Linked DNA regions of Mus musculus: region 2 is linked to region 1. Evidence: chromatin contacts called from ENCODE Hi-C or POLR2A ChIA-PET data. All regions are on one chromosome and are shown on one strand. Each heading gives the region's core, a stretch centred on a gene start or an enhancer-like site at or near the end of the contact. The rest is flanking DNA. Distances are from core to core; before and after follow the strand shown. Region 1 has its middle 39 kb from the start of Plekhf2. Region 2 holds the start of Plekhf2 (pleckstrin homology domain containing, family F (with FYVE domain) member 2).

Region 1 (3,882 bases), core at 508-3,007:
ATAAGAATCAAGATCAGTTCTTTTTATTTAGTTCCTAATTATTGTTTTATTATTTTATGTGTATTTTATGTGTATAAGTGTTTTCCACTCAGCCCTGTCTAGACATGCATGACTGATGTTCACTGAGGTCAGAAGGCATCAGCTCTCCTGGAACTGGAGTTACAGATAGTTGTGAGCCATCATGTGGGTACTAGGAATCAAACCAGGTCTTCTGGGAGAGCAGCCAGAGCTCTCAACTGCTGCGGCATCTCTCCAGCCCAAGACTACGATTTTAAAGCAAGTTTATGTTGATAGTAAATTTGGAAGAAAAAAAAAAGCTACTGGAATTTCCCAAATGTCCCTTGTTTCCACCCATGTGTGGCCTCCCATATCAGCATCCTCATCAGACTAATATATTTATTACTGATAAACTCATACTCACACAGCACTGTCACTCGCTATACTTCATGCACATTAGACTTTGTTCATAGTGTTCTGTATTCTGCACATCTGGAAAAATGTACAATGGCACATGGCATCATCACAGTCTCACACAGAGTCCTCTACTCTCTTAGTTCACTCACCCACATGCTAATTGTTACTGGAAACACCCTTATGGGCACACCCAGAAGAAGGTTGTATCATCTTTCAATGGGTCTCTTAATCCAGTCCCACCCAACCTTCATGGCTTGGGTCCAATCGCCCTGGCTAGGTGTGGCACGGTAATAAAAAAAAAGGACAGACACACAGACACTCATACAGTAAAGCTGGGACCAGGTGGAGTTCAGCTATCACTGCAAGCTGCAACCACAATGTGTTAAGTAGGTACAGCACAGGGGGACAAAGGTTAACTAGTCTCTTCAGGAGGTATCTGTGGCCAGCAATCTCAGGCTGAAAACATCCAGGAGAAGGAAGCCATAGTTCCTAGTCTTCACATACCTTGATCAATCATCCATAAACACCCATTCCTAAGAAAAGCTTTGCCATGTCTCTTGAGCATGCGCCATATGAGGAATGGCTTTGCCAGTTGTCCCGTGGGCCAAGGCCATGCCTATGTCAACATATGCTTCACTCACTCAGGTCTTCCTCTGCTCCCTACACCAGCCAAAGGTGACAAGAAGACTATCCATCACAGCCCAGAAAAGACTTCAAACTTTTTCCTAGGAAACTTTTCTCTTAGAAAAGTCAGTGGTATTGAGAATTCTTCCATACTTGAACTGGGTGATGTTAAGGAAATATGCTGAAATGGGTTGGGGGAGCAGGGGAGGTCTTTTCTTCTTGACAGTCCTGGAGATAGGAATCCAGGGCCTCAAACATGCTAGGCTAGTTCTATTCTGATGATCTCTGTCCCCAGCACTTGGGTTTTTGTAGCTTGTTTGGCTCTTGTTATATAGTCCACAGTGGCCTCAGACTCATGGATCTACCTGCTTATACCTCTCAAGTGTTGGGATTATACATGGACACCATCACACTAGACTCTGAGAACTTCACACCCACTAGTGTCCCTCTCCTATAATGAAAGAAAAACAGATGAGACTCAGTTGCTTCCTCAGGGTTCAGAGATATATTTAAGACCACTCCCCAGAGACCAATTAAACCAAAAGGAAAGAGCATTGTTTCTGGGACACACCAAACTCATCCACTGCAGTGGCATGGGCACTCGCTGGGACCAGTGAATACTGGACTAAGGGCACAGCAGGGTGGCTGCACCCTCCCTTCTCCCCAGGGAGTGATGGTTTACTTCCTGTCTGGTGGCAGGAGGCTGCTTGTCAAAAGGACTCCGGAGTCGGCTCAGGTTACCACTTCCTCCTCCCACAACAGAGGCAGTCCGCCAAGAGGATGTGTCTGGAAAAGTCTCCACCCACAATTTTCAAATAAGTCTAAGTGGTGCCTCTGGACTGGCTGGCGGATGCTGGAGGTGATACAGTAGCACATACATGAAACAAGTTGAAGTGAAAGAGAAGGACGCACTGGTGATAACTGCAGCTCCAAACTTAAACAAGCCTCCCTCCCTGGATGCTCAGCCTTTGAGGGAAGTTGGCTCAAGTCACACACACACCCCAGCAAGTGAGAGGCACAGGTGGGCAGCACCAGGTATCTCTTCCTCCCGTGATTCAACTGTCCCTTTGTCCCTATGCAGGGACTAAGGATTAAGTGGGACTTTAGAGGGGTCCCTTGAGTAGTATAGTAGGAAGAAACAGAAAACTGGGACTCCAGCTCTTCTCCATCCTCTGTCGTTTTGTGGGGCTGTCATTTGCGGGGGACTTCTGTAGCCCCTGCAAGCCCCAGACTTAGTATGCAGCTGAGTGTAACCTTGTACTCCTGATGCTCCAGCACCAGGATCACAGCAGGCACCACCATGATGCCCTGGCAATAGACTCTGCAACTCAGTGTGGTGCTCTTGTCCTGACTGTGCATGACCCTGACACCGAGCCTCTCTTTGTATATCTGTGGCCATGGGTATGTTTTCTTTTACGAGATGACTACAATTAAAGTCTCTTCCAGTGGTAATTGGACAGAAAAATCCAGATTACAGTGACTGCTACACATTAAAAAAAAAAATGTTTCTAGGGCTGAGAATGTAACTTGGTGGTTGCCTTAGGGTTTTATGGCTGTGAACAGACCAAGGCAAGTCTTATAAAGGACAACAATTAGTTGGGGTTGGTTTACAGGTTCAGAGGTTCAATTCAGTATCATCAAGGCAGGAACATGGCAGCATCCAGGCAGGCATGGTACAGGAGGAGCTGAGAGTTCTACATCTTCATCTAAAAGCTACTATCAGAATACTGGCTTCCAGGCAGCTAGGATGAGGGTCTTATAGCCCACACCCACAGTGGCACACCCACTCCAACAAGGCCACAAGTATTCCAACAAGGTCACACCTTCACATAGTGCCACTCTCTGGGCTAAGCATATACAGAACACCACAGTGCTTATGTACAAAGCCCTGGGCTCAGTCCCCATCGCTGCAGCGCAAACGGAGGGGCAGTTGTGTCCTCCTATAATCCCAGCACTCAGAGATGGAAGGGGCAGGGGGTTCCGAAGTTCAGGGTCCTCCTAGGCTACACAGTGAGTTTGAGGACCCTTGTACTTCACTGCAGTCTATTTGTAGGGGAAAAACAAAAGCCTACCTACAGACCCGAAGCACATCCACCTGGTCAAGCTGACCCCCTAAACTAAAGGCTAAGGCTACAAACACTGTGATTTTCACTTGACTGTCCCTAAGGAAGTCTAGTGGGCTGACTGTTCCACTAGAGAAGAGTCCCCAGCTCTATGTCTGGAGGGGAAGTTGAGGTTAAATTCTCTCTCTCTCTCTCTCTCTCTCTCTCTCTCTCTCTCTCAGGAACCAGAACATAGAGTTTGAGAGGGGGCCTCACTGTGTAGCCCTGGTTGGCCTAGAACGTGCTATGTAGACCAAGCTGTCCTTGAACTCCCAAAGAACCCAACTGCCTCTGCCTCCCAAGTGCTGAGATTATCAGCATGTGCCACCACAGCTGGCTTCCCTAGGTAAATTCTATGAATCAACAACCAAGAATCTTCATCAGCCTTTCCCCTTTAGTATTCAGGGGGTTAAGTAGCAAGAACCAGCCTAAAACTACACAGAGCTCAATAAAGAGGCACCAAGGCATTGAGGAAGATACAGCCTGAGCTTGTGAGAAAAGAACAAAGCAGAGGCAAGCATGGTGGCTCACACCGTAACCCCCATACTCAGGAGGCTGAGACAAGAGCATCTACTGGAGGGAGACCAACACAGCAAGAGTCTGTCTCAAAACAAAACAGAAAACAAAAAGCAACTTTTGCTTTTCAAGTAAGAAAACCTCCTGAATAGGGTCCCCACTCACTCTCCTAATGTCCAAGCACCAAATTAAGAACTGAGTTGCACTTGACCCTCTGAGCTAGGAC
Region 2 (3,882 bases), core at 433-2,932, 40 kb after region 1:
CATCCCCATAATCACATGGTGAAGAGAAGAAACTCAGGAAATTTGTCTTCTGACCTCTCTGCGTGAGGTCTGGGGCTGCGTGCCTCCTCCTTCCCCACATAGTAGAATGATTTTAAAAAACTAAAGAGTAAAAAAGGAAAACCACCACGGCTGTTTACGGCTTCTGCATTGTTAAGAGTCTTTTCAGCCCATTTAACATAATTTTAAAGCCGCCTTTATTTTTTTAAGGGTATTTATTTACTAGGCTACTTCATGCTGTACACCAGTTTCATTTGGGGGCAGGGGCGATTATAAAGAGCTTTCCAAATAAGCAACTTAATACCATTCACCTCCCAATGCTCTCATGACCCATAGTGATTAAAAATAGCCTGGGTTAATTCTGATTTAACCTGGGTCCTCCCACCCCTTAAGCTATAAAGGTACAAAGATAGGGGCTCAAAACTCATGCACCTTTAAGGAACGAAAAGGAAAAAGAATAAAAAAAAAACTGAATCGTCAAAATCACCCTAATCTGTTTGTTGTGGTCCTGGGGTTGTTTGTTTCAGACTCAAGCTGTAGCCAAGGCTGGCCTTGAACTCGCGGCAATGCTTCTGCCCTAGCCCGCGGGAGTGCTCAGAAAACCGGCATGAGCCAACACACTGGGTTATTTCACTTAGTCTTAAGACAACACATGCCTTAACGTTTCAACTGAACGTTCAACTCTAAATGGTTCTTTAACGAGTCTCTTAGGCAACATATTAAAACATAACAAAGAAGGCATTTACCAGTTTAATGTACTTGGGAGTCTGAATTACTGCTTAGGTGTATGTAACCTGAATACTAGTCATTTCCACTGCACACTCACACAACTTACTGCTTTAATATTCGAGGACTATACAAGGCTACTCGAGCAACTTGGGGAACCAGCTCTTGGCCTTTAATAACATTAAAAAAAAAAAAAAACTAGGCAAAAGATCATAAAACTTAAAAAAAAAAAACCCTTCAAGTAGCGTGTAAGCTACCGCTCCTATCTGAGCCAATTGTACGGTGCCATTTTCATATAAAGTCATAAAATAAACTGCTGGAGTCAGAGCGTGCCCCTGACGCCCAGACCCTGCAAAGTTTTCAGACCGCACGATCTGGGGACCCGAGTCCTGCTGCCCCACAACTTCGGGGGCGACGCGAGGTCCAGTCCCCAGCCGCCGTCTATGGTCCCGGCCCTGGCCCTCCGGGCGGCGTCCCGCGGACGGGCGCGGCGGGACCCAGGCGGTTCCAGCCCGAGCGCCGGCCCGGAGGGGAGCCGCCCGAGCGCCCCGTTTCCCACAGACCCCAACATGGCGTCGGCCGCCGCCGCCCGCGCCAACCCCTCCCCGCGCCACGGCTGGCCCGGGCCCGCGGGGATAGGCGCCCGCAAAGTTTCGCTTCTCCCTCCCCAGCCCGCCGCCGCCCGGTGCGTCCCGACCCCCATGGCACCTACCCGACCCCGCGCGGGCGGCGGCGCCGAGGGTGCGAGTCCTCCTAGTCGCCGACTCCGGGCGCGGACTCCGCCTGCTCCCCGACCCCAGCCTCGCAGGGTTGCGTGGGGCCCCGCGAGGCCGGCGCGATCCGGACGCGGCGGGCGCAGCCGCTCGCAGGTGACTTCACCGCCCCTCCAGTCGAACCCGACAACGGCCGCTCCGGCTGGCTTCCCTCCTGCGCGCGCACCGGCGCGCCCCCGCCCAAGCGCCAAACACGGGCACGAGCACACCCGCCCTGCCCTTTCTTCCCGGCTCCCTCGCCCCGCCCATCGCCTTGCCCCGCCCCTCCATCCCCACGCGACCGCACGGGGGGCGGGCTCTTCAGCGGAGGCCACACCCACTCGGGGGCCTCCCCCGGCGGGGTTGGGGAACGCGCGCCTCTGCAGAGGTGACGCGCGTCTGAGCCAGCTGAGGCTGGACTGGGTCGCCTGACCTGACTTTCCTGACTCGGGCTAGCCTTCGGAAAGGGCTCTTAAGCAGTCCGCGAAGTTCTCTGGAAGAATGGGCGGAAGCTGCCTCCACGCCTCCCGCCCTAAGGAACAGGAAAGGCTTTGCTTCTCGCCACCCAACCGCGTCTGCCAACCCCGCCCGGCTCGGCCATTCAGCCGAACACCTGCTGTCGCTTTCTCCCAAGCCAGGGGTCTGCGCTTACCGCACCCATGACCCGCAGGCTCCTGTGTAACCTTATGCCGAAGAACTCCGCTCTTTTCAAAACTTCCCCTCGGCCAACTGCTTCGCGTACCTAGAACTCGGTGCTACCATGACGCTGGGTTAGAAGAGCGTTTACTAGGCGCTGCGGAGAGATAGCAGAGGCATCTAGGCTGGCTGGCTGGGAAAAGCACACCGTTTAAACAGGAAAGGGGTAGAAATTGGGTTATTATTAAAGTTTTATTCAGGAATTTTCTTTTTAGCCTCCTGTTGAGCAGTTCTCAACCTGCGGATCACAGGAGTCGCCTAAGACCATCGGAGAACATATTTTGCATTATGATTCATAACAGCAAAATTACAGTTATGAAGTAGTAACAAATAATTATATGGTGGAGACCACCGCAATAGGAGGAGCTATATTAAAGCATTAAGAAGATTGAGAGCTGCCGGGCGGTGTTGGACACGCCTTTAATCCCAGCACTTGGGAGGCAGAGGCAGGCGGAATCCTGAGTTCAAGGCCAGCCTGGTCTACAGAGAAACTCTGTCTCGAAAAACAAGAAGAAGAAGAGGAAGAGGAAGAAGAATGTCTGTGAAACAAATACAGTTGTTTTAAATTAGTATCCAGAACAAAACTGGCAAAGGAGATCAGTTGTCGTAATAGGGATAGTTACAGGATTTCAATCGTATACACACACAATCTTTATGTGTGCTAGACTAAGCACACTCTAAAATCTTTTTAAATTTTAAGATTAGGAACTGCTGTGTTTCTAGTGTCATCAATAAAAATGTTGCTCTTCGAATGCCTTTAATCCCAGCACTCGGGAGGCAGAGGCAGGCAGATTTCTGAGTTTGAGGCCAGCCTGGTCTACAGAGAGTTCCAGGACACCCAGGGCTATACAGAGAAATCCTGTCTCAAAAAAAAAAAAACAAAAAAAACAAAAAAAAAAAAAAACAAAAAAAAGTTGCCCTCCCTACAACACACTTGTTTAACTTAAAGTACAAAGATGCAAGCCAGACTGTCTACACTCAAAATCTTGGCTTTGCCACAAACTATGATACCTGCGTCCTTGGACATACTTAGTTACCCTTAGTTCCTTCGTGTGTAAAACTAGAATAATAAGAGTACTTCAAAGAGTCATTAGATGAATCAATATTTGTAACATGCCAAGCACAAGCTAAGAATAATGAATGATGAAAATTATTAAACATACATGTACAATGTGTACACACATATGTCTATTACAGTTTACCTTGTTATTAAATATTAAATAAGACATGCCAAATAATGATATAAATCTATGGAGTAATAAGTTTTCTACCTGCAGTCTGTGTATTCTCTTCCCTTCCTGGGATGTGTGCGCCCCAGTTTGGAAGCCATTTATTTAGACTCATACTGGCAAAACCACTAAGCAGGTGTATTGATTAAAATTTAAATTTAAGATCTGGTTCCTTACTGACACTGATCACGTGACTATAAAGACACTGGCACTATAAAACATCCCACCATCATAGAAAGTTCTGTAACATAGCAACCCATACAAAATGAGAAACCAAAGTCACTTAAAGACAGTTGGGCAGTTCTGACACAGCCTGTCACTCCAGCACCGGTTTAGATGGTAAGATCTGCCCGGCTGGGCGTGGTGGCACACACCTTTAATCCCAGCACTCGAGAATCAGAGGCAGGTGGATTTCTGAGTTCGAGGCCAGCCTGTTCTACAAAGTGAGTTCCAGGACAGCC

What was found. A loop is a pair of places that touch in the nucleus more often than their neighbours do. ChIA-PET counts read pairs that join two places held with the same protein, here RNA polymerase II (POLR2A).
Region 2: a map of heart shows a loop between it and region 1 (2.4-fold over the local background). The contact joins the promoter of Plekhf2 here to the enhancer-like site in region 1. A Hi-C loop is called at or near these places in 6 of 37 maps with a recorded cell type or tissue (heart, mature B cell, regulatory T cell and 1 more). POLR2A ChIA-PET finds 5 or more read pairs at or near these places in 4 of 5 experiments (Patski and embryonic stem cell).

The regions. Positions count from the first base shown.
Region 1 is chr4:10,966,274-10,970,155 of GRCm38, forward strand. No RefSeq gene overlaps it. Among named protein-coding and RNA genes, the nearest start is that of Plekhf2, 39 kb to the right of the region's middle. Within about 2 kb of position 1,758, at least 1 of the 3 ENCODE cell types and tissues checked has a DNase peak (open chromatin) inside an H3K27ac peak, as active enhancers do; it is heart, where a contact is called at or near this core.
Region 2 is chr4:11,005,937-11,009,818 of GRCm38, forward strand. Plekhf2 (pleckstrin homology domain containing, family F (with FYVE domain) member 2) reads right to left here and starts at 1,683. Exons shown (of 2, transcript NM_175175.4): 1 at 1,457-1,683.